Linked DNA regions of Mus musculus: all the other regions are linked to region 2. The links are chromatin loops, found by intact Hi-C in ENCODE. Cell type or tissue: left cerebral cortex. All regions are shown on one strand. Each heading gives the region's core, and the rest is flanking DNA. Links, peaks and the distances in the headings are about the cores only.

Evidence for each region. Peaks named below come from ENCODE experiments on the same cell type or tissue, not always from the same donor. Only the 100,000 strongest peaks of a DNase experiment are listed, where the experiment ranks them.
Region 1: a loop joins it to region 2, with 2.2 times the contacts of the local background. A loop is called at or near these places in 2 of 42 quality-filtered maps.
Region 3: it touches region 2 in a loop (2.8-fold over the local background); 4 of 42 quality-filtered maps call a loop at or near these places.

Annotation. Positions count from the first base shown.
Region 1 is chr1:187,645,904-187,655,885 of GRCm38, forward strand. It overlaps Gm36388 (a long non-coding RNA gene), which reads right to left and starts at 5,943. Exons shown (of 4, transcript XR_003948554.1): 1 at 5,864-5,943. It also overlaps a transcript of Esrrg not described here. In left cerebral cortex, for the core only: a CTCF peak has its summit at 5,025; DNase peaks (open chromatin) are centred at 2,909, 4,214, 4,452, 5,480 and 3 more places; H3K4me3 peaks cover 2,216 bases; H3K27ac peaks cover 1,380 bases.
Region 2 is chr1:187,968,931-187,978,912 of GRCm38, forward strand. It overlaps a transcript of Esrrg not described here. Among named protein-coding and RNA genes, the nearest start is that of Esrrg, 24 kb to the right of the region's middle. In left cerebral cortex, for the core only: CTCF peaks have their summits at 5,708 (motif pointing left) and 7,264; a DNase peak (open chromatin) is centred at 5,705.
Region 3 is chr1:186,827,997-186,837,978 of GRCm38, forward strand. No RefSeq gene overlaps it. Among named protein-coding and RNA genes, the nearest start is that of Rrp15, 84 kb to the left of the region's middle. In left cerebral cortex, for the core only: no CTCF peak of the experiment used is centred there; DNase peaks (open chromatin) are centred at 5,525, 6,020, 6,308 and 6,523; H3K4me3 peaks cover 1,196 bases.

The sequences.
Region 1 (9,982 bases), core at 2,291-7,290, 320 kb before region 2:
ATAGCTCGATTCGAATTCAGTATTTCCTTAATTTTAATATGCACATCATTAATAGCCTACAATTAATTCAGTTGTCCACTACAGAATATTGAAGTCAGCTGACTCCAACTCTCTCCCAAGTCTTCTCCTTTGTTCCTCCCTTCAGACCTGTTAGGATTCTTCTGTCTCCCATCCCTTCCCTTGCAACCTCAACACTTGCAGGACTGTGAGTGACTCCTCTCTTTCCTTAAAAAAAAAAAATTAAAAATAGAAAGAAAACAGGAGAAAAGAAAGATCATTTCCATCACACTTTGCCTTGCGTAGCAGAGCTGCCCAGCCAGCTCTAAAGCGTTAGCCCCATTTTCATTTGACGTTCAACTCTTTCCAGCAGACTAATACTTTTTCCTCTATCAGTTAAGTAAAATACCTTGAAAATAGATTTCTTTGATGACAGAGGCTTTTATTGTGTCTCAGGGCTATCATTTTGAATACTAGTGGTTATTACACACTATCCGTGTTGGGGTGGCTCTGGCATTTGCCTTAAATGGATATCTATTCTCTTTGATCTCAGTTTAAAAATAAGCTATTTTTTTTTATTCCCGTGGTTCTTAACCTTTTTTTTTTTTAAATCAGGAATACGTCTGGAATGAAAATTATGAATCTTCTACATTGAGAACACTACCACACATGCATTCTCTCCTGCACCCTCGCCTGCAGCCTTCTCTTCTGTCCTCTCTAACCAGTTTCAAAAACACAAACAAACAAACAACATACAGCTCATCTGTTTATCCTTGAAATGGTGAAACCTCTATGAGGCCATTTGCCTTATGTAAGTTTATTTGCATATCTCCATGTGCCAGCCATAACATACCTGCCTATTTTAAATAAAAATTCTAAGGAACTTGGTTCTAATCAAGATGTGTGACCAAGTAGCCATTTCCCTTGAGTTTGTAACATAGTTTTGAAAGTGCACTGGGGATGGGGCAGCTGATCACACAGCCATCTGGACCTACCTTTAGCTAGTTCCAAGACTCTGTGAGGTTTTATAATGAACCGTGGTAGAAATCAACCTGGATTCTTGACCAGGGCACCTGAGTGCTTGGCTCCACATGTTTTTCATAACCGTGGAAATCTTTTTAGAAACATAATTCATGTGTAAAAATGTAGACCTGATTGACAACCCTTTTGTATTTGTAGCATCTTTTTTCGTTTCTATTGTTTTATCTATCCCTATCCCAACAGAAACTGTTGAGAAAGTCGATGTGCAAACCAGGCCTGCCTAGAGATGGAATCTTGGCACATGGGAACTGAGGAAGGTAGACCAGACACAGCTCAGTGCCATCCTTAGATACTGTTGAGTTGGAGGCTGGCACTGACATTGTGGGTTATATAAGACGCTGTTTCAGAAAAATAATAATAAAAAAAACCCAACCAAACAACCAAACATCCTGGTACACAAACACACACACACACACACACACACACACACACACACACACACACACACACACATGAACCCAAAACTCAATGAGTGTAAGCATTCAATTCTAAAGGGTAAACAAGAAAGGAATACACAGTGAGACACGCTGACAGTGAGCTACACAGGAAATACACAGAAGGTCCCTTCTGGCTCTCCTTCCCAAGTCTCTTTATTGTCACTCTCTGCTTTTCAAAGTGTGTCATCATTTTGTTCAAGCTACTTATGAGTTGAAGATACCAGGCAACTGGGATTGGATCCTTATATCAAACTTGACTGTGTTAGAAGGAAAGTAAATTATGCATAAGCTCCAAGGATGACTAGTGACATCATTCTGATAGTTGTAGTAGATAACTAGTATTCACAGTCACTGGTAATTTCATCTGGTAGAAGAAGGATCTCAATCTCTCTCTCTCTCTCTCTCTCTCTCTCTCTCTCTCTCTCTCTCTCTCTCTCTCTCTCTCTTTCTCTCTCGGCTTTAGGCAAGAGCTGTCCCACTGAGCTCTATTCCCTGAGAATATAAGTTTGAATACACTCTTGTATATAAACTCTGTTTTTCTGAGTGTCCCTTCAGTATGCTAGAGAACTTGAACTTGACTTTGCTCAGGCTGGGCCCTTGAGCATCTTCTTTTATATTAATCCTCAAGCCACTGATGACTGTGGGATTCTCAGGCTTACTCTCGATTCCTCTGCCACACTGTTTCAGACTTGTAGCACTAAGGAGACTTTGGAAGTCAGGTTCAATTATACTTTGTACAACCAGAGCCCTCTGCCTGAGGTCTCACAAGCTGGCCAATACAAGATCTAGAGTTGCTCTGGTGACCACCGGACTCCGAGTGTCCTAACTTTTTAATCACAAAAATACCCAGGAAATGCAAAATTAGGTACCATGACTCCTGCATGATTACATTCTCAACAGTGTTCTACACATCCTGGTTCATCGTCCTCATCTCTCAATGCCAATCTATCTCTGCCTCAATGCAGTATCATCCTCACATTACATAATCTTACCGCTAATGTCAACCGTTTCCCTGTCATCCATCCCCCCCAGCCTCAGCCTTCCCTGTGGGCACCAGGCTTCCAGACAGATACGTGCAGTCATGTCAGACTGACTTATTTTCTGGGAACTATCTAAAGTACACTGGAACCAGTTTGTATATTTTCAAATGAAAGGCAAACAAGCCTTCATTACACAGAACCTTCAGATTCTATCGGTTTGCGACGTGCTAACCTTGCGCTCCAAAGGGTACCTTTGTGTGGATTAATACACCCGAGGTATAAATGAAAGCCAGTGTTATAATTGGTACTATGCTGGATGAACCAGAGAAGGCGGGGGTGTGGGGAGGCATAATTCTGTTAGGAAAGAACTGGAAGGTGGAGAAGGGATTAAAAATAGCCCCCAAATAGAGAACATTCATGTTCTATGCAGCAGTGAACACGGTAGAACTGTAGAAGAGTAGAAAGCTTGTAAATAACATCGTGGTGGATCCAGTGGGCTTGGACCTTGGCCTTCATCCATGGGTAGAACTGGAACAAGGAATTGAGTTTAAAGAGGCAAAGGGAAGGCCTGGCATGCTGGAGAAAGGGTGAGGGGCTTTGAGACTGTGAGAGGGTAGTGTTCACCAACCTGATTGGTCCTTGGGGGGGACCAGTCTGGGTCTGATGCCAGCAGCTAGCAATAGGTTGATAGTAAGAGCTCAGAGCCCTTGAATTTTAATCTCAGCCTTGTAATTTAGGTCTGCACTTCTCCATCCTGGGATATTCTTTTGTAAGGCAGGGCTAATCCTCATCTTTCCCTCCCATTGTGTTTGAGATTGGATTTGATTTATAAGTTTCAAACACAGCTAAGTTTCCAACCTTGCTTTCAGGGTGTCCCATGATCCTTAGCAAGCCTTCTTAGTCCTTCCTGGTTTGGCTCGGAAGTTAAAACTGAGCAGCCTCCAACTCTATTAACTATTGTGTTTAAGATGGAGGTAGAAAATAAAACCTTGTATATAGTCCAAGTCTGAACTTGGATGAGCAACAGAGAGGCATTCTTCAAAGAGTTGGAGAGTATTGGCTCCCAAAGCACCTATGCAGGCTAGGCATGCTGGTGCACTCTATAATCCCAGCATTTAGGAGGCTGAGGCAGGAGGTTTGCTGAATGGCTGAGGCCAGTCAGAGGTATATAATAAGACCCTCTTCAAAACAAACAAACAAACAAACAAAAAAGCAAGCAAAGAAACAATCATCCATTCAGACCTCTGCAGAGTTTGAGTTGCCTGCCAAGGAGAGGGGCCATTTGGCCACTAAAGCACAAACAGAATTTGCCTGAAAAGAAAAAAAAAAATGCATTTCAGGGGATTAAAGTTAGTCAACTTTTAAAATTCCTTTGAAATCCTGGAGGTAGGTCAACAAGGGGTTGGTTCTGAGGACAGTGAATGTAAAACAAAAACAAAAACAAAAAAGACAACCCCCCCCCCCACTTCCAGAGAACTGAAGATTGTCCATTAATCTGTACGTTTTGGTTACTTACTGGAAAGTTACCAATAACATCTATACACAGGCATGCTGAATAGGCTCTAGGTCTCTTGAATCAATGGCTCTGGTCACCTCTCAGCACCAAGGGGATGTACCAGCTCATCTCCTGGCAGTCCAAAGAGACTGTGAGCAGAGCCAGAGTATCTGGGCCGATTGTCAAGGGTGGAGAGGCTCTGCTCTCGTCTTGGGATCTGGCCATTCGTCAATAGTCCTCTGACCCTCTTAGTCGACTTCAGCCAGGCTCTCCTCCAATTCTGATTGTCTGGCTTTTGCATAATTACAGTGTCTTCCCCGTGGGGTTTGCTAGTGATTCTTGGATTGTGACTCTGAAGGGAGAAGAGGCAACAAGTGCCTGTGCCCTGCATGTGAAACTTAGCCCACTTCAGTTAGATAACAGCAAATGGACAGCCATTGAGCAGGATCTGGGATTAGTTCCTTTCAGGCTCTTTTCAGACTTGACATTCTCCTCTGTGGATTCCACCCCGCCCCCAACCTTGGCATCTACTGTCATATTTTAGGGATTTGGAATCTTAGAGGACAGTGAGTGACCCCAACAATACATTCTAGAGACCAAGGTCATGGCCTGGCTTGAGGGAAATCCCTTAGGCTGTCCTATTACTCCAAATGGATAAGTAATGATAAAAACGGACAAAATATCTATCAGGCCTGGTGCTGGGCATGCATGTATATATATGTTTGTACAGGGTGCAAACATATACAATATTACCACAACAGAACATAGTTATGCCAGACAGTGAACAGACAGCAAAGGGAGCCTGACAAAAATAAGTTCTCTGTCATCCTGTGGACACACTATGTAAAGCACATCTTCCTGTTTACAGACATAAGTATTAAGGCTACCCTGGAGCCCCTCCCCTACTGGTACTGGGGAACATAATTATTGAAGTGACAAGGACATTGGATAGTCAGCTGTCAATCTCTCTCTCTCTCTCTCTCTCTCTCTCTCTCCATATATATATATATATATATATATAGTTTTACTGCCATTTAGAATAAGTCAAATAAAAGCTATCACCCTTTATGTCCTTCCAAACTCCCCTGGTGGTGAGTTAGATGCCAGCAGACCCCCTCCCCCCCAGCTTTCTGCTGTGTCCATAGAACCCTTCACATACAGGCTGGGAGCATACCCCCTCCCCCAGTTTAATTCTGTATCCATAGAACCCTTACTCACAAGCTGGGACTCCTCTTTCTTCCCTACCCCCTCCCCATTAAAAAAAAAAAAAAAGATTTAAAGAAAAACAGCTCCAGTTGTGTGAGGCCTACACACCGGGTATGCAAGTCAGACAGCGTGAACTGCGAACACGAGTGGGGCCCTGGGTGGATGCCCCTGCCGCCTCCGTGCTAACCTGCCTGGGCCGGGTGGGTAGAAGGGAAGATGTCTATTTTTGTAGGTTGGAAGGTGGGTTGTGTAGGTCTGGGATGTTGTAGCTCAGGGAATGGAAACCCGGCACCCCAGCATTGGGGCTGAGGGGTTCTTCCTTCCCTTCCCCCACTCCGGGTTTTTTTTTTTTTTCAAATTTATTTTGCCCAGGCGGGGATTGGCGACGGTCAAAAGGGAGCAGTTGGCACTGAATGTCACCCTGAAGGTAAAATGAAAGACAAAAGAGGAACGCATGCTTGCTTTTGCAGCGGCTGCGGCGACGACGGAGGCAGAAGCAGCAGGATTTAAAGGGAAAAAAAGAAATCACACGCACATACATACATCTATACACACCCAGAGGCGTCGATTATGCAAACGCAGTAATGCCATCAAATCCCGACAGTGCCGGGGAAAAATTTTTTTTCAAAAAAAATAATAGAGAGATATATTTATTTTTTTTAAAAAAAGAGGGAGCCAAACGCATGCAAAGAGAAACGTGCACATACCACGCAACCACCCGAGGAGAACCTGGCAGCCTGTCTCCTCTTCTGCCAAGTTATCATTAAGAAAACAGGGAAGGCATCATGACGTCCTGGGTCACAGGGAGTGCGGACCGACGCTACCAAGAGCGAAGGGAGGCGCCTGGGCGCTCCGGCTAGCCGCGGGCGCAGCTCGGCCCCTCGCCGCCCGGCTGGGTGAGTGCTGCGCCGCTCGGGACGCGGACCCCGGGGCCCACGCAGGGCCGCTGCGCGCGGGGACACAGCCTGGGGCCGGGCCCTGGCCGCCCGCCGGCCGCCCGCCACCCCCTCGCCCCGCCGAGGTCGCGGGAGCCCAGCTCAAGGAGGCGTGTGTGAGATGTGCGATGTCCCTGCATGGGGGGTTTGTAGACTTTCCTAAGCCAAAGCAACCGGGGCTGCCTCGGCTGCTTTGAAAAAAAAAAAAAAAAATTAAAAAAAAAAAAATCCCCGAGGACTCACCCGATTAACCTGCTGCAGTTCTGACCCTGCCAAAGGTAACTGCCCCATGCTTTAACCATCAGCGTCTGGAGACAGACATTTGCATCTGTGTTTGCAGTCCGGCTTGGAATCCGTATTGCTACCCCCTTCCCCCCTTCACTTGCTTAGAGTCTCTTGGAGGAAAAAAAGAAAGAAAAGAAAAGAAAGAAAAGAAAAGAAAAAGAAAAAGGACACCCTCTCTCAATAACACACGCATAAGTAGTGCCCACCTCTTGTAGACTTGCCCGGCCCAGACTGCAAAACTGTCAGGTGTGTGCTGGAGACACAGATAAATTTGAATTGCTGTTAGGTTCCTTCTTTCAACACCCCTCCCATCCCCCACTCCTGGTTACAGACCTCAGTGCTTGGGAAAGTGGCAAAATAACCCTCGGGCAGAGTTGGGGCACCTGGACTGGGAGGGGATAGTGCCAAGGGGACATGGGGTAGGGGTCGCTGTGGGTGAAGGGGGTGCCCGGAGTTGGAAGGTGTTGCCATTGGGCAATGCCGCTGCTGTGGTGCTGCGTGTCCCTCCTGTCCTCTAAGCCTTTGCCTCCTCTCCAGGCTTTCCAATACTGTCACCTTTCCCAGGGAGGAAGTCACCAAAGTTGTCTGGAGGTCACTAGACTAACTATTTCAAACTGCTTATCCTACCTTGCCACCTTTTGATTCTGTTAGAGCTCCTGCAGGATAGAGCGCAGTACACCCCCCCCCCCGCCCCTCCACCCCCCCCCCCACCTCCTTGGGTGAGAGGAGACCCAAGGCTCCCCACCTCTCCTCTTCCCTTCCAGCAGGGAACCTTCTCTTAGATTCAACTCCTCCTCCTTCCAGAATCTAAACAAGCTGTTCTGGAGGGGCCTGGAACCCCACCCCCACCCACCCCCCAAGTCTCGGCACTGAGGGGTGACTATATGTGTTTATTAACTGTGTTGTTTTGGTTGGGCTGATTCTGAGTTGCCAAATGGGCCTATGGCCTCCTGCTACTTTCGAAAGCCCCTCCCCAGTATTTCAAGATGAAAAGAGCCCGCAGACTCCTGAAGTATGTTGCGGAGTAGCTGAGTGGGTTGGACTAGCTTGGAAGAGAAACTAATTTGTTTCCCACAAGGCCCAAAGACCAAACAGGCGATGGTGTCTGGAAAGCACCCGAGTTCAGAAACACCCAAGTTCAGAAAGAGGATCTGAAGTGTCTGAGGGAGGATGGCCAGGAACAGACCCCGGAGCGTTCGGCTTTGTGTTTTCCTCCTGTCCAGTAGATCGGATGCTGTAGAGCTGATTTAACCGTCCTGAGAAACAGTTCTGTCTTTGTGATAACGAGGGGGAAGTTTGAAGGCCTCTCAGATCTGAACTTAGGGATAGCGGAGGTGTGGACTCTGACCGAGAGGAAGTGACCTTGAAGGGGGTGCTTCCTTGCTTTGATGAAGCAATCAGACTGTGAGGAAGCAGGCCTCCAGGATCTTTCAAACATTGATTTGTCTGCTGTGATCTGTGCCTTTGTTATTTTCTCCTAAAGCAATTCTCATAACTCTTTAAACTTGCATTACGTAGTATTAAATGCGTGTCTATTGTGAATGGTATCACATTGCACATTAAACTGCCCATTGACTGGGGCGGTGAGTGTGGGTAAAAGAAGGCTCTTACCCCTTAGTAAATCAAAATGGGTTAAGTATTCTTGTGTGATATGGACTGAAACCTGCTGGTTTTCTTTGCCCAACTGAATAGACCAGATCAATTGATTAGGTTTTCATATGTGTGTGTGTGTGTGTGTGTGTGTGTGTGTACAGCTCAATTTATTCTGTGCAACTTTTCCAGGAATTAAAAGGTTACCAGAGAGTGCCATGTTCCCATCTCCAGCCGAGCACCACTTATTCCCACAACAGTATTTCAATATTAAGTGATCTCCAAGGTCTTTCATCTCTCATTTTGAGCTCCAAATTTGACTCAGCGTGAGTGTGGCAGAGCAGCAAGATAAGAGCTAACTAAGCTCACAGACCACCAGGACGCTCTCAGGAGCATGTCTCAGGGAAAACGGTAGAGGAGGGACCTCCCTCACAGGGACCTTGTTCTCAGCTGCACTGAGAATTTTTGGCCTGTCAGAGCCTGTCAGAGGTCATGGACTTAGGTTCGCGACTGATCTCCCTCCGTGATTTGCTTCTCCAGCTCCTTTTCTCCGTATCTTAGGTGGACACTTCAGGTGAGGTGTCTCGACATTTCCCAACAGCCAAATCCCTGTGTTCACCTGTCACAGAAAAGGGAATTGTTTAGAAGAGTCTTTTTTTGTCTGCAGATGTAGCAAGCAAGAACCTCTATCTATCTATCTATCTATCTATCTATCTATCTATCTATCTATCTATCTATCTACCCACCCACCCACCCACCCACCCACCCACCCATCCATCCATCCATCCATCCATCTATCTAATCTATCCATCCATCTACTTCCTTTGATGTCTTGACTCTTATTTTTTTGGTCAGTCCACTCATTCTCGAGGAGGTCAATGTGTACCTTTGGAGCTTGCCGGGTGACGTCAGTTTCCATTAGACCTGGATGCTAGAAGGCCATCCTGGTGAAAGGATTTTATGAAACAAAGTAGGAAATTGGTATTTTTGGGATGGGGTAGTGGGGTGGGGGGTGGGGGGGGAATTGTTGGAAAACTGTTGGAATAGAAAGCTTTTGAGGGAAAGCCACATTGATGAAGAAAAACACTGAAGAGGTAGGTACTTTTGAATAATAGATTGGCTATGTAATGGTCAACCACAAGATAAAATTTTTACACAGTATTTTTATGGCTTAAATTGGCTGCAGTGTAAACCAAGCTTACTACTCTATTAAGTCATTATACTCTTCAATTATTTAGCATTTCTGGCCAAGCTATCTTCTGTGGTCTTTTTTGTACACATCAGGACTGATGTGCATGGTAGTAATTGCTTGTTGTTTGTGAGGACTTTGCTTTGGAACAGGGTTTAATTTTAACTTCTCATGGCAACAAATATTAGAAAGAATCTTCAGAAGGAAAGGGCTGTGATGGAAATAGTCCTAGTGCCATGAAACAGGATATCTACAGCATTGAAATGCCTCCTACAATCTGAGTTTTTCCTCACTAAGGAGCCCTGATAGGATCTGCCTCTCAGATACCACACATTTTGAAGGAAGGACTGTATCTCTATTTAAATGCAGATCTTTGGTTTTCTCCAGGGGGCACTTGGCAAATCTTTCAATCAAAGCACTGGTAGGAGAAAAACAACTGAAAATTTATCCACAAACAATAGCATCTGTCATTTTGAAATAATAATTACCAAGTATCACAATATTGTGATTCTTTTTTTTTTTTAAATCACATAAAATTACCGTCCTAAAGTAAAAATAACAGTGTTTTGTTATTGTTGTTGTGTTGTCTGTATGTTTGTTTTGTTTTGTGTGGACAGAAGACATTGTCTCTTAGGACTGTGCTGTCATAAGTCAGGCTTTAGGTTAGCTCTGCCACCCCACTGAAGTAACTGAGCCTTCAGGGAAGATTTAACCATGTGTCCACAGGCTTTCAGGCTGCAACTGAGAGTAGCGTTTTTTCCAAGAGACTTTTCCTTCCTCCTTTCCTTTTGGTGGCACTGGAGCGGACACCAGGGAATCCTATGTAC
Region 2 (9,982 bases), core at 2,965-7,964:
TCTCTCTCTCTCTCTCTCTCTCTCTCTCTCTCTCTCTCTCTCTCTCTCTCTCTCTCTCTCTCTCCCTCTCTCTCTCTCTCTTGCCTTTTGTGCTGAGGAATGCTACTCAACCTTATGGCTTGGATATGTGTGAAGATGAGGGGGAGCGTCCCAATGACTTCCTCAGAATATCACAACAGTGTTACAGGACTAACTCATTGTTGGGAGGAGTTCAGAGAGAGGCAGTGGCTTGGCAAGCTTGTTGCTGTGTTGAAGGAGTGCTGGTGAACTTGAACCAAGTGAGGAAGAGGAAAGATGTTCCCAGGTGCCTGCTGTTAACTGCATTAGGGGATGAAAATAAACAACACACTTTCTGTGTGCTGGGGAAGGCAGGAGCAGGACCAGATCTGGAGCCAAGTTTGCCCTTTTCTTTTGAAAAAGTGAATCCTTAGAGACTTGTGTGAGGTGTGCAGGGCGTGGGGTGACTGTTCCCTGGGGCCTAGGCCTCTGGAAGAAGGCTTGGGTGGGGTCAAGGCCATATTTCTTCTTAATGCTTCTGGACTATTGAAAGGATTCCCCCCACCCCCAAGTCTCCTTTAAATCATCTAGCTACAGCCCTGTAAGTTACTTAAGAAAGCTCTGATGGTTTGGAAAGAAAAAAAAAAGTAAAATATACATGGGTTTTACTAAAGGTCTGGGAGCAACAATGTAACATAACCAAATGGCAAGTATAGGCTATCATCCAGCAAGGCTGTCACGCTGAGGAGAGGGGGCCCCAGGAGCCCTGGCTTTATGCCCACATGAGAAATTACTGGTGAATGTCTAGGCCTGCTTTCAGTAAATGCAGACAATAAGTGCACACCTAGCCTCCAGCTCCACTCCCACCTTCGTGACGCTTAAACCCTCCGGTTTCTTATGATCTGCTAAGAGACGATGACACCTAAGTCTCTGCTGCCTGCAAATGACTGCTTTCAACTGGAGAATCATACAAATGCTTAGTTTATTTTTAATTTACAGTTCTATATGCTTTACTCAAGAACTATATGAATGTAAGAATATACATAATTTTATGTATTTGTAAAAACTGTTATAAAATATGCAAAAACCCAATTTTACCCATGGGGTTAATTTTTTAGAAAAGGAGGAACATAACCCGTCGATTTATTCTATTATTATGTGTCAATTAAAAATAAAATAAAAGCAGAGCATACAGCTCACACCTTCAATCCCGGTACTCAGGAGGCTGAGGCAGGAGGATGGCTGCGAGTTCAAGGACAGCCTGAGTTACATGGTGAGGAGAAGCCAGTCTGAACCAAAGAGACCCCAGCTCAAAAACAGAAAGTGAAATGTAATTAAAGCCATTTTTAAAGCAGAGTATAGACTTGAGACAAGTAGGGGTACAATTGGCTCGTTGAAAATCTTCCTGATATTTTCCTATCTCTCTTTGTGTAAGGAAGTTATCAATGACATAATTAATGTGGGCTTTTAAGATGGACTTTTGGTTGCATCATAGAAGATGAGGGCAGAAAGGATGTCAGGGCTTGAGGATAAGCAGGAGAGCCGTGAACTGCTTTCTTCTGGACACACATTGTTGCTGCATTCATAAACTGTGGTTTCCGGAATAAGATGGGACCCATTACCATTCACACAGGGAGAGCAGTTTACAAGGCAGCCCCTAGCTCAGGTCCTTTTCACAAGTTAATGGCTTCTGGGGGAGGCAGATTTCTATTTCTTCAGTAGTGTAGCTGCTGGTGAGTAGCCTGTGATGCCACCATCGCCACAGTGGTGTATACACCAGCAAACTCAGTGAGCGGGTCATTTTAAAAAAGACAGGAGTGTAAAAAGCAAACTTGTTGGAAAGGAAGAGTTAAGGGGAGCTGGGGGCAGGATGAGAGAGGGAGATGGGGTAGCAGGTGTGATGGAAATGCATGATACCCGTGTATGATATCATCAAAGGATACATTTTAAAATACCCCTTGGCTTTCTTTTGTCATGCTTCATAAAAATCAATGTTCTTTGATAATGAAAGAGTCTGATTCAGGCAAAAGTCTCTGAACCATCACAGAAGATATCCAAATGTGTGGCTCTCTCTATACAAAGTAGATGTACATGAGCACACATGTGCAGTTTTAAATTGCTGATATAAACTCTTGCAGACAAGTTTATGTGCTTACAGAAACTTCTCGTTATAGTACTCTGCACCTGTGTATGCATGTGAGTTTATATGTACTCATGTATATGTATATATGCACATATGTGTATAGATGTGTGCACATATGTATTTGTTTGCACATGTATGTATATGTGTGCATGTGTATGTATGCGTGTGTAGATCTGTGTGTGTGTGTGTGTGTATGTAAGTTAGTAGTGGGGCATGGCTTTCATTTGTCATTTAGCTATCCTAATCGGTAAGGTCAGTAGGTTATACAGACAACAAAGTCAAATGTAGGATTTTGATTCGTGGAAATGACTCATCAAGTTGGAATGAGCTGTGCTCTGTTCCGTATGCTGGCTTCTCTTGAATTCTGATAAATTTGAAACTTGAATGGAACAAACAAAACATCAGTAAGTTGGAAAGACAGCAGAGGGTAATCATGTTTTTCCCTACAACCCCACAGAGTCGGGGTTACCTCCAAACCATTTCACAGGGGGAAGAACCTAAGCCAGAGAGGGCAAAGGTAAGCGACAGTCCTTCATTTGGCCAGTTTTAACTGTACTGCCCAGATGTTTCCATTGAGGGAAATAGTGGGCTAGGGACATTGCTCAGTGAAGAGCAGTTGTCTGAGATGCGTGAGACCTCAGGTTCTACCCCAGCCCTGTGAGGAAGAATGCCAGAGAAAAGCAGCCCCCTAGCAATATGCTTCAGACAGACACATGTGTTCCTGAGGCAGATCGAGCTTCTCTGCTTCAGGAAACAAACACATAGAGAGGTCATGAATTGTTCCCAGGTTTCTCGGGTGACTCCGTAAGTAAAGGTGCTTGCTACCGAGCCTGGGGACATGAGTACAGTCTTTGGATTTACGTGGTGGAACCAGAGAGCTGACTCCCACAGACTGTCCTCCAAGCTCCACAAGCTCACCACAGTGCTTGTGTCCCAGCCCCTCACACATAAATAATAAGCAAATGAAGCAAGATAAAATGTAAGAATTGATTCCTTTTGTTGATTTTCAGAAGAGGAACTCCCACCTCCAGTCTCCTATAGCAGTTGGGCTGAACTGTGTTCAGTTGCTACCTGTCATTCTTTCTATCAGAGACCTATCCCCTCCTTCAACCCCCTTTGCACAGCACCCTTGTTACCACTGTGGAACTTTTCAGAAACTTGAAATATGTGAAGCTTCTTGGTGCAGAGAGGAAGCAGGGAAAGGAGGATGCTGATTCTGCTTACTAAATCAAGAAGCAATCCGTGTTTCACAAATGTCTTTGTGTTTGAAAGCCATGTGCACATCAAGCCCTTGATTCTTGGAGTTCTCAGTTGTTCATCTGCTAAATGGGAACAACAGCCACCTTTTGAAGTACCTGAATAACCCGGGGTTGAAAGACCATGTGAGGTTGTAAGGATGTTAGCTGGTAGCTCAGTGGGCAAAGTGCTTTCTGAGTGGGCAGGAGGACCTGGGTTCAATCTTCAGCCCCCAAATAGAAGAATAAAATAAGTCTAAAAGCCAAGTAAACTTAAAGTAAAAGCATCTATTTTCTTTCCTGTGGCTGAAGTCCTCTTGAAGTAACCAAACCATGGGGCCAAGATGATGGCCTTTAGCATGTCAAAGTGGTTGACCAGATGGCCAGGCCCATTCTACATAATGACTCGTACTCTGGTGGTTTGTAATTTATGAAGCTTTCTAATCGGAAGTACACTTGGCTGCCAGCAAGCTCAGCCACAGCATAGATACAGCTCCATCTCAAAATGAAGAAAAATTCAACCTGATACTCTTTTCCCAGAAATAAGGAGCCGCTGCAAAACCCAAGTGGGTTAGTAGAGCCCGTTCTGGGCCTTATTTATAAACTCAGAAGAAAGATGCAGGGCAGTCCATGCATGGCTCCTAGCTTGGAGTGATGATGGGGAAGGATGGTTGGAGAGTGAGGAAGAGAGAGAAAGTGCAGGGAAAGAGCTGCAGTGAACTGATGAGAACATTTCTCTACTTCCATAGTAAAAGGAGGGCTTTTGGGTTTGTTTGTTTGTTTGTTTGTTTGTTGTTCCTCCTAATTTTTTTTAATTGATTTTTTTCTTCCTGTATGTGTATGGGTGTGTGATGTGAGTTTGTGATGTGGTAAGCCTCTGGACCCACATGTGTACATACACACCTGTGTCTATGCGTAGCACCAAACTTGACTACACTGTCTTCTTCGATAGCTCTTCATTTAATCTTTTGAAACAGAGTCTCTCGGTGTACCTGGAGATGGCCAGTTTCAGCTAACCTAGCTAGTCAGTTTGCTCCAGGATGTGCTGTCTCTGCTGGGACCACAGGTGACTTACATACCTACCTCCTTCGTGTATTCTGGGGACCAGAACTCTGGTCTTGATGCTTACACAGCAAGTGCTTTATCCACTGAGCCATCCCCTCAGCCTCCCATCAAAGGTTGTTACAAGTTGGAAGAATGAGAACTGTGTTGACATCCTCACACCTAAGATGCTGCCTGGTAGTATCTTTCACTAGGGATGTGAACTCTACTAGTTTTGTTCTCTGGTCTTTTTTCTAACACAACCACCTTGCTAAATTAGTCCCATCTGAACTCACAATTTCCAGAGAACATGGCTTGCTACACACACACACACACACACGCACACACACACACACACACACACACACTGCCCCCTTTCTCCTCCTGACATAAGGAGACTAAGAATAACCCATCCATCCACTCTTTCGTGTTGGGTGCCTTTGCGATCTGGAACGCTGAGATCACTAACTTCAGGCTAAGAAATAAATCTGCCTTCAAAAAGCACTGAGAGGGATGGGCGAACATTTTAGAAGAGAAGTCCGTGAAAGCCTCTTGCAGTGCTAGATGGATCTGTGTGGGTTGATGAACCACTCAGAAAACAATAGTTTCCTGATTCGGTTGTCTTAGCTTTTAAGCTTTAGCCGTGAGAAAATGGTTAAACAGACAGCCATCACTTTGCCTCACATTTCACTTGTGTGCTTTTCTTCCTTGCATCAGGGAAAGGAATGGTGTCTCTCATTTGATTCAAGTGAAATCTTTGAAATTGTATGGCTTTGGGTTAAGGGTGTAGGGGTCGGGGGAAGCTCTATCATAAAGGAAGAGATCCCAGTGTGTTTTACAAGTAGTGGCATATTGCCTGTGGACTTCCTCATGTGTGACATTTGCTAAATTGCCACTAAAAAAAGTTCACAGTTAAGTCATGGATTTTTCATAGAGGGTCATACATAGCTAAGGAACTTTATTTTTTAGGTCTAGGTGTTGGTAGTAGAGGATCTTGGGATGAACTGTATCTAAGTGGTGTTAGGAAGTAGATGTGCATTGAGCATCTGTAATCAAAATCTCAGTCTGATGGTTAAAAAATCTCACGAGCCCTTGATGAACCACAGAACTTTATAAAGCAGTGCTTTGAAAACTAGGGGTGGAATATAGGCAGAGAAAGAACCGAGGCAGCCCTCTGAGGAGTGCGAGGGAGTCAGCCGCAAATAGTGGAGAAATGGCCTAGCTGGGAGGCTTACCACGAGCAGAAAGCAAGCAGTCTGCGCTCTCCCAGGCAATGGCGGCCAGCTTAGAAGCGCCACTGCCCTCTGTTGTTCAAGGAAGAAATGCAAACCCCAGAACAGGAGCTTTGGCAGCCTTTGCTATGTAAACAGACCACCACTGCGAATCAGGACTGCACTGGAAGGAAAGAGGGAGGGAGGGAAGGAAGGAAGGAAGGAAGGAAGGAAGGAAGGAAGGAAGGAAGGAAGGAAGGACAAAGAGGGGCAAGTGAGGGAAGAGAAGGAAAAGAATGAAAGGAAAGAGGAAGAGAGTAGGAGATGGGTAGAGAAGGAAGCTAGGAATACAGGGGTAGGAGAAGGAGAGGAGGGCAGAGAAAGGCTAGAGTGCTCTCTGCTCTGCACTTCACTATCATTGAGCAAATGGAAGAACAAAATTACTAACCCCCCACCCAGCCACGCTTACATTTATTATCGTAAGAACTATTCTTCAGAAGAAATATGGCCTACCTTTATTTTGCCTTTATTTATCTTATAAAGCAGGTTTCCTATTTTAGCTCGAGCTGAAGCAGATGATCTTGTGGCTATCCTCCTGTCTCAACTCCAGAAACACTGGGATTTCAGGTGTGACCTGCCACTCACTACAAGAGACACCTTTCAATTTAGTCCTGGCAGAGGGACCTCCAGTCCATCCACTTTCTTCACTGTTTCTTGGTTTCATAACTCTCAGCTGACACCCCATGCTTGGACCTAGTGTAATGTGGGCAACGATTTCTTGTTTCCCCCTTTCTCTAATTGACATTTCTCAGTGTTGATTTTTTACTTTTTACTCTGCTGTCCCCACAGCAAACACAAGGATCAGAAACGTATTTTAAAAGCTCCAGGAACATAGAAACTGGTACTCCTCGGCTATGTGTTTTACAAAATTAAAGATTACTGAAGGCAGGACAACGTCATTCAGGCGGATCATTTGGAATTACATTAAACAGCTGCTGGTGGGCAGCTGATGACAAAGGCGTCCATTTTGATCTCCTCAGCACAGGGACGCTAGCAGGGCGCTCCCCACGTGGAGCTCTGAAGAACACATTGTGCTCTGGAGACCCACACAGCACGCTCCCTTGGTGCTTGTTGCCAAACACTGGACTCTAATCACTTTGTATTCAGTCACAGATCCAGGAAGTCCAAATCCAGCCAGACAAATGCAGCCTGGCTTAGCAGAAACAGCTATAACAGGTGCTTCAGTGTGGTCTCAGGGAACCTGAGAGACAGGACAAACAGTAGAGGATAGTGACCATCCTGTCTGGTTGCCCAGCGCACAGGATGGCACCCGGCCCTGAGCAGCGGTGCGCCGTGGAGGCCAGCTAATTGATGCCTAAGTGATGGTGGAACAATACAAAAAAGATGCTTAGGTACCCTAGCTCTGCAGGCCCTCTGCAAACGGACTGCTGCGGGGGCATCTGTAGTCTGGCCCCAACCCCGAGACAGAATGGATGGGAGTAAAGCTCATGTACGGTTAGAAACTAAAGGGGTGGATGACTGATTTGACGTCAGCAGGTGCTGAAGATTGCTGGCACATAGCAGCCAATGAAACTGGACTGGCTGCTGGCCTGCTCTGCCCCTGTCTGCAAGGACAGGTGGTGCACCCAGCAGGCCATGCGCATGTGCCCTGTGACTGTTTCTCCACGAAGCCCATTCCTCCCTGTCATGGGTTCCTTGCCACATTCCAGGTCTCAAAAGCTGAGCCCCTGAGAAAAAGTTCACAAAATGCAACTGATTCTTTGATGCCCTCCCAAATCATCTCACTTCAGAACCAGTGAGACAGTATAGATGCCTCGTAAGGAGCAGGGAGGTGGGAACAGACAGAAAATGCCCGAATTTACCTGGCGTACCCTAAGCATCTGAACACTAGAGGAGAGCCTGGGGCCCCTGTGCGTTTAGTCAGGGTGAGCTGCAGAGGAAACCGGAAGCAGGAAGTGGCAAACACGGACTCACAGTTCTGTTAATAGTCAGACTCATGGTCTGGTATTTGCCTCTGCATCGGTGTTAACATTTGACTGACCGTCTTGTGTCAGTCAAAAGATTAAAGAAAGCCCTTTATTCTTCTAACCGGATAAAAAGATATAGGTCAGATTAGAGGAACTGGGCATTTTTTTTTTAATTTTTAAATAAGCCATTGAGTGTAGTAGGCATTAGCAAGGGTATATTTACAGTGAGTTGAGAACTCATTGCTTATCATGGCTTTGGCTTTCATTTGCTTCTCTCCTCTCTCTCTCTCTCTCTCTCTCTCTCTCTCTCTCCCTCCCTCCCTCCCTCCCTCCCTCCCTCCCTCCCTCCCTCCCATCCATTCTATAGCTCTTAGTACTTACTTACTGGATTCTAGACCACTGCTCTATCACTGAGCTACCTTCAGCCCAGAGATCTTCTTGTAATTTGTATTTTTCCATAGCTATACCTTCAGATACCCCCATCTCAGCACACACATCTAAGGTTTTCAGGAGTATGACCACTTCTATCACTCCATGTTACAGGATCCATAGCATCCCCCTCTCATTCAGTTACAGCACACTGAGGCAAAATGAGGGTGACAGACTGAGTGATCTATGTCATGCAAGCATAAGGGAAAATGTGAGTGGAGTTCACTAGTCATATTTTGGTCCCCTACGCATGAGTGTCAAACTTGGAGTCACACTGACTACCATTTTCATAGATGAGAAGTCATATCTAAGGACCTGAATTCACCTTCTCTATAAGCTAGCCCATTTCCTCACTAACATGTCCGTAGACTCAGGCCTCCAGAGAGGGAGTGGTTCCTCCAGGCTCACCATTAGCTCACAGTGGGGCCACCATTCTTTATCTCTTTATTTTATTGGATATTTTATTAATTTACATTTAGAATGTTATCCCCTTTCCCGGTTTCCCCTCCGGAACCCCCCATTCTGTCCCCCCTCTCCCTGCTTCTATGAGGGTGTTCCCCACCCCCGCTCCCCATCCTGGCCTTCCCCTACACTGGGGCATTGAGCTTCTGCATCACTTTGTATGTGCATGAGGTGTGCATGTGCAAATGCGATTGTGCTGTGGCTGCAGACAGAAGTGGCTGCCAGAGGAGAAGTCAAGGGTTCTCTTCTCCCGGTGTCTCCAGTATTCCCGTCAGGCAGGCTTTCTCATTGAACATGGAGATGACTGTTGTTTTTGTGGTGTTGCTGATGTTCCTGCTTCTGATAACCTGCCCTTGGATAATAAGAGTGTGTAGCTATGCTTGGCTTTTAGGTGGATGCCAGTGATCCGAACTCATGTCCTCATGCTTGAGCAGCAAAGTACACTTACCCACTGAACCATCTCCCCAGGCCAAGAGGCAGGATTCTATAGAGGCTATCCATGAGCATTTGGGTCCTGAGCATATACAGGTGTTCTGGTAGAGTCACGCTACCTGTTTGGAAGGAAGCACCATCACTATGCCCCGTCCAATCAGTTCCCTTGTATTCTCTCTCAGGGATACTGCAGCAACCAGATGGAAGCTGTGTTTCTGGAGGCAAAGGAGGGCTTGGTCAGGTGTATGTGTGTGTTGTATATGTATGCATTGTGTATGTGTGTTGTGTGCTATGTGTGTTTGTGTTTTGTGTGTGCTTTGTGTATTGTGTGTGTGCTCTGTGTATTGTGTGTGTGCTCTGTGTATTGTGTATGCTATGTGTGTTTTGTGTTTTGTGTGTGTGTGCTATGTGTGTTTGTGTTTTGTGTATGCTGTGTGTATGCTTTGTGTATGTGTGTGCTCTGTTTGTGTATTGTGTATGCTATGTGCTGAGTGTATTGTATATGCACACTGTAAGTATATGGGTGTGGTGCATCTATATGTGTGTGCTGTGTGTGTATGTGCCTTGTGTGTGTTGTGCATGTGTATATGCATGCTGTGTGTGCTATGTATGTGTGTGTGTGTGTTATGTTGTGTGTTTGTGCTGTGTGTGTTTCATTTGTTTACTAAGCAGACAGCTTCTGGGCTGAGGAAGCACTCCTGTTGTGGACATTTGACAGCCCTGTGTCTAAGGGGCGGATGAAGGATCCAGGAGTACTCGGTCATCTCTCCAGGAGTTTGCTCCTTCCTGTCTGTCCATGCTTCTGTCTGTCCATGCAGAGCAGGCACTAGAGTACCCTTCTTGAGGCTGAGCATCAGCCACAGAGGAGGAGTTTGTGATAGAGTATTCCAAGGATACCTTGAAAAATGTGTCTGCCTCATACTTTCATACACATTCAAATTCACTACACTTTCTTTTCCCAGGCAAGAAAAATGAAAATAAAAAAGTAGAGATAAGTTTGCGTCAGTGAATCCTTTTGGGTGGTGGGGTCCCTTCTATTCAGGA
Region 3 (9,982 bases), core at 2,485-7,484, 1.1 Mb before region 2:
CTTTCTGCTACTGCAGATGCCTTTATCTTTTTCTTTGTAAATGTTCGCTATTCTGGAAACATTTCTCCTCAGTTCTGGCCCACAACTTGAGAACTTGACTTTGAATATGAAAATAAAGCCATCCATTTGAGCTGTTTTACACACACAGGTGCAGCTTCTCTTGGAGCGTCCTGGTTACAGTTTATTCTCTTTGACTTGAGTTTTACATTTAAGATTTCTTTACATTTATGATATACATCAGTAACTGTTTCCTTTTAAAATTTGGCATGCATTTATGTCCCAAAGTATGACTGCATTTTATGCAAAATCTAGAAAATATGGGTCATTTATTCTAAGAACATCAAATACAGCTTTTTTTTTTCTTACAAAATGAAAACCAGGTGGGCAAGTATTGTAGTATTGTAGTGTTAATATAAAAACTGCCACACGGATGTTACTTCCATATTAACATCTGCAACAGTTATGCAACATTTTCTAGTGTTCTCATTTGATGAATAGGCATCATTTAATTTAGTCTTTAATGTAATTTTATTTGGGAAAAAGCAAACATCAGATCATTTTGTTGCTTTGCATGTGCTATGATGCAAATGCATACATGTTGTTAAAATATAAATTTATCCTTTCTTTGAGTTATGTATAAGGTGTCATGAGTGGTGAATTAGTATGTCTTTCTCACACGTCTTTAAAGAATTATGACTTTTGCTTCTGTGTTCAACTCCTGAAATGCATTGATAAAAACACAACCTAAGACATGGCTTCTTACAAAGGCTAGAGACAGTCATGGCACACAGCTTTTGTGTGCATTAAGATTTTCATATTTAATAATCTGATTCTATGTGAAAATTCAATGATGTCATGAAGGATATCACTGGAGCAAGACAAACCTAGCAAAGGCTATTTTCTGAATGAATCACTCAAAAGATAATTTTAAAAAAGATAAAGCCTTTGACACATGAATTTAGTATGTTTTAGTACTATTCATAATGGTAAATTGTGGAGCTACCAACCAGTCACACTGAGTTAAAAAGGAAGGAACATGAAGAAGACCCGGCTGTGCTCTGCGGGGAGCCCTCATTTAGGCCTGTCTCCCCACCCCATGGAAACCCACTGTCTCTAGCTATGAATGAAAAGAACAGAATTATCATTGCTTTCTGTCTGCAGTCCTAAAACTTTACTTCTTATTATTCTTCCAAGTTGGAAGCTGTCAAATTCTGGACTGGCTAAGACTCACTTTGGTGGTTTTGATTTCCTTTGTGAAACTATTTGATTATTATTCATTTTAGAGTTTTATAGAACAGTGATGTAAACGAGGACTTTGCTGTTTCATTCACATTCATTGGTACATCTCAGGCAACTTTCCCAGTGTGCTCTGGGGCTCTTTTTGATGGGTGTATCCATGGTTGGCTTTTCTCTTATAAATACAAAGTATCTTTCTTTTAAAACTAAGCTATATCCCATGTGACCTCTTAAAGAATCTGTATGTATGTCTTAGAAAGCAAGTAAAACTGAGCCTTCTCTTGCTAGTAGGAACTCCATCCTCACTACAGGAACCATCCAAAAACTTTGTCAAAGGTACATTTTGTAATTCTGAGGTCGGTTTGGTCTCCTGTGATTTAAGCAGGGGCTCTGCTGGTTACAGTGATCAATCCATCCCCTGTTTATGATACACAGGTAGTATTAGAGTTACAGAAAGGCAAGTTAGCTGTTACAAAGTAGACATGCAAAGAGAAAGAAGGGAGGGGCCCACCCCACTTCAGATTTTTGAAACACCTGAAAGATGTAGGTCATATAATGGATAAGCCTCCTGTTACTTTTCCAAAGAGACTTGAAGGGCTGCCCTGAAAATATGAAACCATGAGACGCATCCTATTTTGACCAATATTTGCACAGCTAAGAATAAAAATCATTCCCACTCTATTATCTCCCATGCCCACTTTCCATGTATAAGTCCACAGGAGTAAAGTAACAGAAATAATGTTGATCTGTGAGCTCGGACTCTCGAAGCTTTCCCTTATGAGGCATAGAGCACACTTGCTGCGGACCATGACATTCTTGCCTTTAAAGGTACATGCAACACACAGTGCCACTTAAAAAAAATCCACATGCCGTTCTGAAATGGAAAACCTCATTACTGAGTGGAAGATAACCAACATTCAGTGGAAACTGAATATTTGAATTTTTGGAGGCTTAGATCCAATGTAAGTGGGTTCTAAGTGGGTTCTCTTCTCTGTCTTAGTATTTTGGATACATCAGAAGACAGAAAATGCTTTTTCTTTTTTCAGAGTGAAGTAGAAATTTTTACTTTACAAATCACTTAACAGCTATTTAAAAAGAAAGCTGTGGCTCACCTCTTCTGCCTATGTTCTTTTTACGATTGTTGCAAAGATTTTTTTAAAAGCATTTCTTGATCATTGAATTTGATCATTCTGTCCCTGGCAGAAAAGACACTTTCTGAAGGAAAAATGATACTTTGTCATGAGGCATTTTTGAATGCTTTTGAAAGAGGCAGGAAATAAAGACAGGAAAATTTAGCTGCACCCACTGAAGGCTCCCTGCTTATGAAACATAACTCATTAAGCTAATATGTCATTCCTGACTTCCCAGAGCTCAGCTCCGGGAGGGTGTTTCTCTGGAGGGTAAAAGAAACTTTAAGCTTTCCTGTCAACCTGATCTGGCCGATGGGAGTCTTGGTCTCCCCACCCTAATATCTTCAAGTGCTGGGAAATCTAATTCATTAACTTTTCCAAATGGTTTTAAAAGTTTTCTTTCATCAGGGACCATTTCGACCTTCTTTATCCATCTGAGTCTAGAGATCAGAAATACAAATGATGGTAGCTGAGAGCCATCACTCAGTATCCCAGAAGCCTGCCCTTTTCGACTATAAGCTGTACAGGCAAATTATATTTGGACAAAAAAAAAAACCCATATTTTAATTGAAATGCTAGGAAGCTGTGAAGACAAGTATCTTAAGATCATAATGACATAAATTAAATGTTTATATTCTAAAAATGAAGCACAAAAGAATATTTTGAAACATGCTCACTGTAGAATATATTTTAAACCATCCTCAGGAAAAAAAAACTGTCTCTCACCTTTCATTTACACGCTTAACTGAAATACTCAAAGCACACCCAAGTCCTGCAGAATGAGCATGCTCGAGCGTAGGATGACCGGTTTCCTCAAGCTGCTTCAAAACTAGGGAGAAATCTTTTTAAAAATGTATTTGTTTGGACAAAATGAATAAAATTTACATATGTTTGTTTACTGAATTGATCCATTAATATTTAGAATATTGCTGTTGAACATATTATAAATAGCCCAAAGGACAGTGATCATTAACCAAAACTGATTTTTAAATGACAATTTTATTTACAATAGATAAGCGTTTAGTTTATAGCTATTTGTTACAACAGAATTGTTTTATGAGTCAGTATAAAGCATTGTGTTCATAAAAACAAAGTGTCTTTTTTCAGTTCAAATTTAGAATGCACTGCAGTTTTTAGTATATAGTAAATAATTTAGACATCTGTTAAACACTGAGACAAACAAAGAGTTAATTTTAAGGCTATCTATGTTTGTGGTGCTGACACTGAGTTCTGTAGACTTAGAATTTATATTTTCTTATGTTTTCACATAGCTGTATTATATCTACCAAAGGGGAGAGGTGCACACATGAGAAATATTTCAAATATTTAAAAAAAAAACTAAATTATTGCTCTTTCTTTCTCTTAGTCAAATGTGACTTCATTAAGACAGGACAAATTAGTGAATCTCTGTGGTTGACAGCTTTAAAAGAAAAAATTAACTCTAAAATCAATTTTGGATGACAGCATTGGTGAGGATCATCATAAAAACCTGTCAGACACTTAAAATCTAAGTGATACCAGGAGATGATACGATCAGATCGGTTTCTTAGAAATCTTTTCTTTTCTATTAGCTCCGTCTGTCCCTTTTGACACTTAGAGGTTAGACCTAATAAACTCCACTACTTTATGTACTTTCTGAAATTATAAATCTTACAAAGGTCCTTAAACAAACAGAATAATATTTCAACCAAACAGACATTTCGAGCCATGCCTGTGTATAGGGTATCTTTAGGAGGCATGCAAGAACAAATCACCGCTACATCTTTCAAGTTTTGCATGACAATAAGCTTACCATTGAGTAATGAAAAATATATCTTTCATTACACAGGTTTACTTTCATTCGATGAAACAGAATACACATAGATGCATGATAGCCTTGTAGGACATTTTTTTCTCTTGCCAGGAATTACCAAGATCCTGAGATCCAGGCTCCCATTATTCCTATGTGTGAATCATTAATGAATGTGTGGGCAGCGATGTCACCAAGCAGCACCCGGGATAAATACACACTCTCCTAGTTCTGGGTTGGCTTCTCCCTGCCCTCCAGTCCCCTTCTGTAGCTGAAGTGTCCCATTCTCTTTTATTTTCTCCACCTCCCCTCCTTACCTGACCAAAGAATCAACATGGTTAAATTACCAATCCTGGCCCAGAAACATTTTTATGATCGGTTTCCAAGAATGTTAATTTATTTAGGGGTGTTAACTATGACAGTCCACTCTGACATTGTTATTTTAATTGCTTATTTAAGACATCTACCATCTCTCTCTCTGTCTCTCTGTCTGTCCCTGCCTCTCTCTGTCTCTCTCTCTCTCCACACACACACACACACACACACACACAGAGAGAGAGAGAGAGAGAGAGCATCAGACACTGAACACTTTGAAGGACAACTTCAAAATCACCTTCTGTACCTGCAAACATTCACTTTAATCTTTAAAACCGGGTGCTTTCTGGTGAATACACTGTGTGTTAAAAATGGTTTCTTTACACTCTGTCAACAAACAAAAATTGTTTCAAAAAAACTCTAAGCATGTTTTGGGACCTGTGTATTTTCTTCCTCACTTCCATCACATTTTTATAACTTTCAAGTCGAATAAGCTTCATTTTAAATGCCCATCTCTTGAACAGAATTCTAAAGAAAAATATGTGGATAGTCACCCCTAAAGATGGTTTAAATTTTTTCTCATTTGCATAGCAAGATTTAATTTCCAACCCTTAAATATGACGAATTGCTGAGATTTTCTTCAGTTAATGCCTTTAACAGCTCCCAATAAACTTCATTAATCAGGCAAGCTCAGGCCCACTGTGTAGCCTGGAAACAGCTAATTTGCTTGATGAGACCCCGACTTTAGTGAATAAACAGGTGTATAATCTGAGGGCTTTATGGCCTTAATTATAGTCTAATCAGTTCAGCGGTTGGCGGGCAAAAAAAGAAAGAAACGGGGATGGGGGAGTCTCTTTTTCTAAAAGGAGGCAGCCGTACCCTTCCTTACACTTGGACTGCTGTCCTCCACGCCTGCCTCTCCCCGTGTTTCCTGCCTTCCATTCTCCGTTCTGTTTTTCACCAAGGCCTTCCTTTCTGTGGTCCCTGCTGCAGCCGCTTCCCGTGCTCTCCCTCAAAGCCGGTCTGGCTTCCCCATCTCTGGCAGAGCACCTCCTCGGATGCTGATGTCTTCCGGGGCTGCAGGGTCACTTTGCTCCCGGCCTCCTCCACTGCTCGCGCCCCGCCCGCACCTCCCCTCCCCGGCTGAGAACCCTCCCTGTCACCCGTGGGCCGCCTACAAAATCACTTCAAGGGCACTGGAACTTAGAAGGACGAGACAAAGCTTGGGCATATGGTCCAGTCCCCAGATGTTGCCTTTCTTCTTCCCAGGCCCACCTCCCCCTTGTCTGCTGCTGGTGCAGCCTCACGCCCCCATGGCCAAGTTCACCGCTGGGGAGAAGTGGCTTCATTCTGGTTAAGTCTTTTGTTTTTTCTGGCCTTCCTTCCTAGCTGATTAGCACCACAAAGTAGAAATTTCCCTGAGCCGAGTGATTGGTGTTTTAATTCTGCAAGAAAGGGACCTCTTGTTCGTGAACAGGACGTGGGGTGCAGAGGAGGGACGCGGAAAGACGAGGTGCTATGCCCGCACAGGACGCATCTGAGTGACTTGGGCCCTGGCCACCCAAACTGTTGTCCCCAGGCCTTGGCATCTCCTCTGTCCCCGCAGGAGTGCGCGAGTGTGGGTAAGATGTATACTCGTGCAGATGACTAGTCACCCCAAAGGAAAAAACGGAACTAGTCTCAGATCCGGGTCTTGGGGATAACTGCTCCCGCTCACCGGGGTGCGTCCTGGCACCTCCGGACCCCGCCTGCAAGTGTTCCTCGACTGTTAGGTGACCCCAGTTTGGGCAGGCGGGAACTTCGCGCCTTGGGTGGAAGTGGCAGTCCTGTGATCCGCGCTCTGGCTCATCCAGAGAAAGAGGCGGGCAGGCAGCCACCTAGTGCTCCCAGGACCAGCAGAAGCAACCGGGCCCCACTGGGCTCCCCTATTTCTGACCCCTTGCGGTCAGCGGGTAGCCCCTTGATAAGCCAAAATGCTTGTGGCGGAGAGTCACGCACATGCAGGCACCGCAGCTCTGGGTGGAAGAACTGTTGCCTAAGAACAGACTTGCTGGCAGCTGGCTGTTCACTGCCAAGCCCCCAGTCTCTTAGTCATGATGGATCCGTGAGCGTCCAGAGCTAGCGCGCCCCCTCCCCCTTCTTCATCAGCTGCCTTGATCTCTGCAGAACCACCCAACTTTCTTGGAGACCGTCAACAAAAGCGTGGGGAGCGTGGGTCTTCCGCAGGCAAACAATGAAAAAACCGAGAAGCCTGTTTGCATACGCATTACCCTGAACCCGACTGCCAAGGAAGAAGCCACCGGCATGCAGCAGGACTCATCTTATCTTGCCTGTTTTCATTTGTTTACATTGGAGGACAGTGGAAAGAAATAATACTGCCCAGGAAAAATAAAAAGGCAACCACAACCTCTTCCACTCGTTTTTTTTCTCTGAGCATGTCTGAATGTCCTCTGTGAACCCTCGGACAGTTCAAAATAATAATAATAAAATAATAATAATAATAATAATAATAATTTTTTTTAAAAAAAAAGCAAATTCTAACCCACGAAAGTGAGATTACACATTTAGATATTTTGTTATTGTGCTCGCCGAACCCCATCTCAGTGATGAGCCTCTGTGAGTGTGTCCTGTTTTAGTTTGGTTTGATCTGAAATGTCCAAACCGCTGATACTAATATTTTTTAAAAAATATTTAGTCATCTTTGAAACCTAAGCTCAAAGTATATAAACCACATACCCAATAAAATCTGCTGTGAAATTTTTTACTCTTTTGCAGTAGAAAGCAGGGTTCTGTGCCAAATGACCAAATCAAAGAAAATATTGATTGCTATCTAAAAGACACGTCACAGTGTATTTCACCATAAATATCTTCAGTAAGTGGTTGAATTAGCAGAAAATTATTTAAACTGTCCATGTTACAATTGCAACTTCTTCAAAAGCAGATCATGGCAATAAGTTAAACCATTTAATCATCCAATTTGTCATAATTAAATCAAAGGTTTGGAAAAGAACAACAGGGATGTGTGTATATGGATTTTTTTTTCTTTCTTAAATTTAGAATTCATAGTCTTCTTGGACAAAAGCTGGCCTTCGACCTTTTGTTCTTTTTTTCTTCCATGAGATCATAAAAAAAGAATGTATTGTGGCTGGGTGAGTGAGACATTTCCCGAAGAACGACCACGACAGCATCTTCTACTTATCTAAACTAAATTACAGCTTAATAATATCCAGTCTTGCTGCGTGGATGCTCTCGCACACCTGAGTGGCCAGGGCATCTTACTGCCTAATTTCTCTTTTGTATTATGTCTTGGTAATGAAAATACATTATTATTTCTCTTTAAAATCCCTCTTTGCCCCCTCCCGTGTCCAAGTTCTGAAAATTCTCAAACCAGTCCTGAGAAATACAAATGCACAAAGCGACAGGCGAAGCAGGCCCCGTGTTCAGCACTCAATCATTTCCTGTCACAGGTGCAGCCACTATGCGTTATCCCGCCATGATTGATAGAGTGGGTTTCTGCAGACTGGGGGAGCCGAGGAGGCTCAGACGGGGTCCTGTCATTTGGGCTCCATTTCATGCTACCTGTAGGGAAAAGCAAATTCTTTGTGGGGATTGGCTGTTTAGTGAGTTTTAAGTTTTACTTCCTCCTATATAATAGAAAGGTCATATTCCCTAAAAGCGAAGTATAGCTTTAAGGTTGATCTTAGAACAGACGTCATGCTAGGGAAATCAAGAAGGGTAATCATAACACAATAGACCTTGTTCCATGTAGCCTGTAAGTGTGCTACAGAACACACCTACAGCCATGTGTCTTATTACTGTGTTAGTAATTACTATTTTTTAAATCCTAGTGTATTAACAGAAAAATAATAAATGCCTTATACTCCCAGATGGTCACTTGAACTTGATGGCTGTATCAGAAGATTAAACAGAGGAGTTGATGTTGTTATGAGTTAATTCACTAGAAGATGAATTATGATATTATATTCCATTCAGTAATAAACAGAATCCTTGACTAACATCCAGGTTCAGGTGTTTGCATAAAAACGCAAGACAAAAAGCGGAGTCTTTATCATCCTACGTGTGGCTATCCCTCCCGTCAGCTGGGGTGAGGGTTTTTCTGTGTTTTCTTTTGCTGTGATCAGCCAACATCTTAACTTAATTAATGTAAGATCAAGGCTGACAACCATCACACTCCTGTTATGCAAAACTGTACAATCCTCCAGGTCCTTCACTTCGTTTTGAAATGGCTAAAGGCAAACTGATTTGCATAAGGAGATCTCAGATTTTAAAATGTAAAACTTCTTGCAATGGGATTATTAAGTGGCTTTCAACGATGCCCCCAGATGTTCAGGCACCACTGCAATGCTTTAATATTGTTCTTGTGGGTTTTTTTTTTAATATACACAGTCTAATCGATTGTTTAAAATGATAGAACTGGGGAATTAAATGACTTTTTAAATGTTCCATTTTTGACGGCAGAACGTTCTTCTATATCAATACGTCTCATTTTATAACTGCAGTGAACAACATGTGTTTTGCTGAAAATTTCTGCTAACAAATTATGATCCCAAAATGTTCATTTTTAAAAAGCTGACAAATTATATCCAAATAAAAGCAGGAGCAAGCACTGCAGCTCATAAATCTCTTGCTAGAAAAGGGACCACATTTAGAAAGATTTTTTTTTCTTTTACAAATTTTCCCTGTGATTGAGACAATCTGGCAAGCTCAACATTTAAAAAATATCTGATGGCTCAAATCAACCATTTAGGTTAAAGTTTTTTTTTTTTTTTTTATAAGAAACATGTATAAAGATGCACTAAATATATACTAATGGTAATTATATAGAAATTTTTTTTCCTTTTTAAAGCAAGATTAAAATGAGAAAGGATAGAACAATATAGATGTTTCTCAGTCAGCCATCAATGTTTAGGAAGTTCTTGGAAATCACTGTACACAGTAGCAAGCAAGTGCCTACATCCACGCAACTGTGAAACTATTGTACAAGCTCAAACACTGTCTGTCATTACATCTTTAAACCTTGATGTAATAGCTTTATTTTCATCATTTTTTAAAAAGCAAGTCTTTAAATATTCAGTTGGTTCTTAATTATTTTAGCTGTTAGGAAAGTGAATTGTCACAAAGATACAGTGTTAAACCACACACCACTTTATTGCAATTAGCGTTTGGCTGTCCTGGATTCATAGTTAACTCTGTCTGTTTTGTTTTATGTTAACCGTCAAGCAAGAATAGTAGTTATGAAGTATTCATGATACAGAATATTCCATCAGCATTTGATTTATCATCAGATGAAAATCGTCCTCAGAACAACAGAACCACGGTGTATGTGCCCCTAGTGCAGGGCTTGCTGTTTGCTTGAAAGCCAGTGCATTCCTACTGAACCACACTCACAGAGCTAATATAACCCAAACCCAATGCCAGTTAAGTGAAACAGAAACTTCCTGAGATGTCAAAAGAAAATTTGATTGGCACTGGGTGTAAACGCACGCCTGTC